Linked DNA regions of Mus musculus: region 1 is linked to region 2. The links are chromatin contacts, found by Hi-C or POLR2A ChIA-PET in ENCODE. All regions are on one chromosome and are shown on one strand. The core of a region is the stretch at or near the end of the contact, and the rest is flanking DNA. Distances in the headings are between cores, read along the strand shown.

Region 1 (2,700 bases), core at 95-2,594, 1.2 Mb after region 2:
GTAGTGGCCCACACCTTTGATCTCGGCATTCCCCAGGCAGGTAGGAGGATTTCTGTGAGTTCCAGGCTCACAGACTCAAAAATAAAGGAAAAAACAAAAAAAACAATAGATGTAAGATCTGAATAACAGCATCCGTCACGTATATAAGGGGACGTGGGTGTTGTGAATGCTTCATTTCGGTTGACAAACCTGGGGCTAAGAGAAAAAATAAGAAGCCCTATACAGAATGACCCCAGTTATTTCTTTGTCTTCTTATTTAGCCCCTTTCCTTTTACTGTCTTCCATTGAGGGTTCTTTCTTGGTCCTTAAAACACATTCCCTTTTCAGAATCCTTTTCATTGTTAGCTTCTTTCTTGAAACCAGATAGTTCCAGGACTGGATCGTTCTCATCCTTCACATTTCTGCTCAAATGCCACTCTAAGAGGTCTTTTCTGGTCATCTCAAAATAACATCTCCACTCACCTTTGTGTGTGTGTGTGTACCCGTTACTGGCAATCACACACAAAGAGCAGTGCAGATTTAAAGCCTCTTTTCTGGCTTCTATGAGAATAGCACATGCAGAATGGGTGCTGCCTTCGTCTCCTCTCCTGGGAGCCCTTGCCTAGCAGGGAACAAATTCTTGAATGAATGAACGTGGCTCTTTGGGACCCTATACGTCGTTTCTTCTTCCAAGCGGTCCCTTCGCAGAAGTGGTGGTTAACTGAAGTCAGGTACTTGGGTCTCAGCGCCCGGTCCACGGTGCCACGTCCCCTGGGCCGAGCGCTTAGGGCAGGGAGCCGCCTGTGGAAACGAAAGCAGGAAGGGGAAAGTCTCCGCGGAGGCAGCGGCCGCCAATCCTATCAGCTCGGACGCAGCGGGGCCTTCCCGGCCGGGCTGACTCATTCCCAGCCGTCTCCTCCGCGAGCCGAGGCCGCAAGCACGCTGCGCCAACCCGCACCCGCCCCGCTCCTCCTCCTCCTCGCGCGCTCTCGCCCGGGGGCTGCCCCGGGAATCTCCACGCGCGCCTCCGCTTCCCCGGAGCCCGCGGCCGCCTCCCCCGTCCCGGCCCAGCCCCGCAGAGCGGCCCCGCGGGCGGCGCAGGCGCAGTGGGGCGTGCCGGCCTCCGCCCCCCCGCCAACCCCCGCCGGCTTGCCCACGCCCCGCTCCGCCGCTCGGGGCCGCTTTCCCGAAGCTGCACCGCGCCGGAGCCCGCCGAGCAGGGCAGCTGAGCCGGCGTCGCGGGGCCGAGCGGAGGCGGCGTGCGGCCCCTGGAGGGCGGAGACGGGCTCGGCGCGCGGTGGGCGTGGCGTGGGCTGCAGGAAGCTGAGGCAGAGCAGAAAGGGGGCAGCAGCGGCCACCGCCGGCCTCCCGCCGCGCTGACAGGCTGGGCGGGCCCCCGCTCTGGGCGAGCTCGCGCGGCGTCGGCGCCTCGGCCGCGGCCCCGGCTCCGGAGGCGCCCGTCCGTCCCGGCGAGGGCTGCAGGCGGCTGCCGGGTCCGCCGCTGCGGGATGTGAGTGCGGGCCAAGCCCGCGCGGGAGGGCCCCCGAGGGCCCAGCCTGGCGGCCGCTCGACCCTGCGCCCGGCCCGGGGGCTCCCTAGACCTCGGCCCGCCCGACGCGTCTCGGAGGAGCGGATCCTGCGCGCCTCGGGGCGCTCCTGTGTGGCCCGACCCGTGTCGCCGGTGGGTGCAGTCCCTGGCTGCTGGATGGGGGCGGGGGGCAGCGGTTCTCCCTGCGATCCCGCCTCCTGCTTTCCCCTTAGCCCCCTGCTACTGGCAGGGAACTTCAAAGCTAGAAAACCTGCGGGTTTCCGACAGCCTAGGAAGGAGTGGCTAGCTGTTGATAAATGCATGCATCCCCTTGTGCCTTAGAACCCGACCCCCCCTCTTTCTTATTCTTCTGTACATTTTTCTAGTCATCTAAACAGCGCAGAAAAAAAAAAAGAGAGCATCTATTGGCCCTGGGTTTTTGAGTTAGTGACTTGCTGCTTCTGTTTTTAGGTTCCTGAAGCAGGCGACGGGAACAAGATGTGAACTGTTTTCCCTCCCCAGAAGAAGAGGCCCTTTTTTTCCCTCCCGCGAAGGTGGGTGTTAGCGCTCGGGGCTGCCTGGGTGCTGCAGTTAAAGACAAGGGTGTCTGAGATCTGCGAGCCAGTGCCTGCTAAGAAGGCTGGATGCTTGTGTACAACGGCAGGACTAATTGTTGCTTACTGCGAAAATGGCAGTGTTGAACTTTTCCTGTTGCTGTGGGAGAGTAATTGGGTGGTATTTATTGTGTCTCTTGGATCCTTAAAGAAGCGGTCTTTGTTGGTTTTACAGTGTGGTCTTGCAGAGGAAAACAATAAGTCGTCTCTTTCTCCCCCTTTCTCCCCAGTCTTAATTTTCAAGGAATTGAAATAACCTGTTGAGGGAACAAATTGGTTGTTTTTGCTGGGTTTCTGCTGCCACATTGAATGCTTCCTGTATTCACCTGCTTGCTTTGTTGGTTGATTGCTTTCCGGTGGTTACTAGTCTATCAGGGGAAACTCCTTTTCCCTGAATGAAAGGACCGAGCCGCTGAGTGTGTCACAGAGAGGAGGAGAAATGCGGAGAAGGGAAACAGAAGTGGGAATAAAGAAGCCGGAGGTTGCTTTTGGTTTCATAATAGGTTTGTATGAGTGAGTTGTTGGCTTACTGCAAATATTCTCATATAGTTCCCAGCGGATTTGAAAATGAATCATCAA
Region 2 (2,700 bases), core at 6-2,505:
TTGTTAACACTCTCCTGTGGGGAGGGAGGTGCATCAAAGTGAAACAGAACCTCAGGACTACCCCTCCCATCTCCACATGAAGGATAAAGCGCTGTCAGTAGCCACTAACCAAAGTAGCACAGATGCCCTGCATCCGGTTTAAATCACAAGCACACACACACACACACACACACACACACACAAACCCGAAAAGGGGAGGGGGGAGAGAGAGAGAGGAGAGGGAGAGGAGACAGAGGAGAGACAAGAGAGGAAAGAGGAGAGAAGAGAAACAGAGAAACAGACTTAAAAAAAAAATCTCTCAAGAGCAGCAGAGGCCCCCTAGTTTCAATGTGTGTGCAAATGGGGGGAAGGGGGGAGAAGACTGCTGAATGGATATTAAGACTGTTTGCAGCACAAAGAAAAATACAGTTTTAAAAGAAAAAAAAAAAAAAAGAATCCCGTGAGGCCAGTGATGGTCAAATAAGTGCAGTCCGTTCAGCAGCAGGCACAGAGGGGCCGAAACGAAGGGAGCGGGCTTCGGGAAAAGTTCACCGAGGTACCAGGATAAAAATAACAAAACCCCCAACAAGGCCCCGCAAGTGAACAACAACCACCACAGCGCAGCACCTTTTGGGGACCCCCCCTGCTCACTGCTGTCTATTTCGATTTGGAAAGCAGCAGCCACCAGGCAGCTTTGCAAAGCAGCGAATTAAAGAAAGAGAGAGGGAGAAAGCGAGCCCCTTCTCTCCACCTGCCCCTCCTCCTGGGCGCCCGCGGACCTGGGGGGGACGCTCCAACACCCGCGACGGACAGCGGCGGCTTCCTAGCCCGCTCGCCCCGCAGCCCCGGCTCCCGCTCCATCCCCGAGCGCCGAGGCCGGGCGGGCAGGCGCGCGGCGCCCACACCCCCGAGCCCGCCGCGCGCGGGTCCATTGTAAACAAGCCCCCGGGACCGAGCCCCTCAAGCGGCCGCAGCCGGTGTCAGGAGGGAGACCCCGCACAGCCACGCTCGCTCGCACACACGAACACACGCACGGACACACACGCTCCCACACACATGTAGAGAGACCGAAGAATATTCACCTTGGCTGTGGATTATTGTGGTGTTGTTGGTGGGTGATGGAGATGGTGGTGGTGGGGAGGAGGAGGAGGAGGAAGAGGAGGAGGAGGAGGAGAGGAGTAGTTGTTGTTGATGGGTAACAGTCGCCAGGACTACGGTGACTATGGCGCTTGATTCACAAGGCAACGGTTGCTATAACTCACAAAAGAGAGAGAGAGGGAGAGAGAGAGGGAGCGAGGGAGAGGGAGACACTCGCGCGGGGAGGGGCGGGGGGGAGGGAGGAGGGGAGAGGGCGGGCCCGAGAGCGCCGGAAGAAGCGGCTTCGGCGCCGTGACTGACAGCTCGGAGCCCGGGCGGGGGGCTGCGGTCGGGATTCCGACGTCGGTTTTTCCCCCGAGGTGCGCTTTAAGACTTGGCGGGCCCGGGGTCAGGGCGAGTCTGCCTGGAGGAACGGGACGGAGGACGCCGGGGAAAGCTGAGGGTCTGGAGGCGAGGGCTACTTTCCGTCAAAGGAGCCCCGCCTGCCTCTGCCGCCAGCTCTGTGCCCAGCCGCCCCGCAGCCGCGAGAGGAAAAGCGCGAAGCCAGGGGAGGGGGAGTGACGACGGAGCCAACACTGTGTGAGACGCGCGCTACCGCGGAGGCAGACCCCACTTTGAAGAGCGGGCTCCACCCCGGGGCGTACGTCATTTCCTGGGCGGCCCCAGCTAATATCCCGGATGTGCTGCGCTCCTCCCCTCTCTCTCCTCTCTTCCCCCCGCCCCGCTCAGGTTTTTTTTTTTTTTTTTTTTTTTTCTCCCCTCCCTCTCCGTGGTCGCCAGTGTGGTGTTTCCCGGTCGGTCGTTTATGCCTCGCGGGTGATCCCTTTCCCAGACTCTCTGCGGCCGGCGCGGGCCTCCAGGGTCTCGGCTTTGCCCTCCCCTCCATCGAATTCCGCTTTCTCGCGCCTCCCGAGGCCGCGGGGTCCTGAGGAGCGCGGGCGGCGGGGTGTGAGCGGTGCTCCCGCCGCCATCTTAGGGAGCGAGAGCCTGGGCGCGCGAACGGTGACCCATCTCGCTCGGCGCGGCCGCTACCTCCCTGCGGAACCGAGACGCCAAGTTAGCACCCTGCAGGACCGGGAGGAAGTGCCAAGGGGAAGGGAATTCGAGCTTTCCGAGGATGAGGGTCCCTACAGGGGTGGGTTAGACCTTTCAGAGTAGCCCTCGGTAGGTCCTTAAGGGGCTCTACCCTTTCAGAGTTGACGGGATGGATCCCAGCTAGACCAATCGCCCTATTAGCTGGCATCGGTTTCTTAACAGCCTGGGGGTAGCTTGTTCTTGAGCTGTGTTGGACACGGGAACGGCTTCTGTCCATGGAGAACATTATTAGCACACAACCTGGCACCTCAAACTCGAGTTGATAAGGCACAGCTTCTGAAACCTCATGGTTCAAGCATATTCGTCCAATTCTCCTCATACTGGAGTCCAGCAGGCACGTGCCCCCAGGCCCGCCAATACCCAAAATCTCCCAACATTTGCAGCTAAGCAGCTTATCCAAGACAATAACATACTGGAAGTAGAGCCTTAAGAAGTCAGTTCTCCTCTTGAGGCTTAATTTTTGCACCGGCACATGAGGGATTTGGGCCAGCATGAGTTCCCTGTTAAAATAAGGCTGAGCTCTCTTTC

What was found. A loop is a pair of places that touch in the nucleus more often than their neighbours do. ChIA-PET counts read pairs that join two places held with the same protein, here RNA polymerase II (POLR2A).
Region 1: a loop to region 2 is called in a map of regulatory T cell, with 8 times the contacts of the local background. The contact joins the promoter of Jak2 here to the promoter of Rfx3 in region 2. A Hi-C loop is called at or near these places in 1 of 37 maps with a recorded cell type or tissue (regulatory T cell). POLR2A ChIA-PET finds 5 or more read pairs at or near these places in 1 of 5 experiments (embryonic stem cell).

The regions. Positions count from the first base shown.
Region 1 is chr19:29,250,459-29,253,158 of GRCm38, forward strand. Jak2 (Janus kinase 2) reads left to right here and starts at 1,345. Exons shown (of 25, transcript NM_008413.4): 1 at 1,345-1,660; 2 at 1,979-2,061.
Region 2 is chr19:28,009,911-28,012,610 of GRCm38, forward strand. Rfx3 (regulatory factor X, 3 (influences HLA class II expression)) reads right to left here and starts at 1,256. Exons shown (of 17, transcript NM_011265.3): 1 at 1,062-1,256.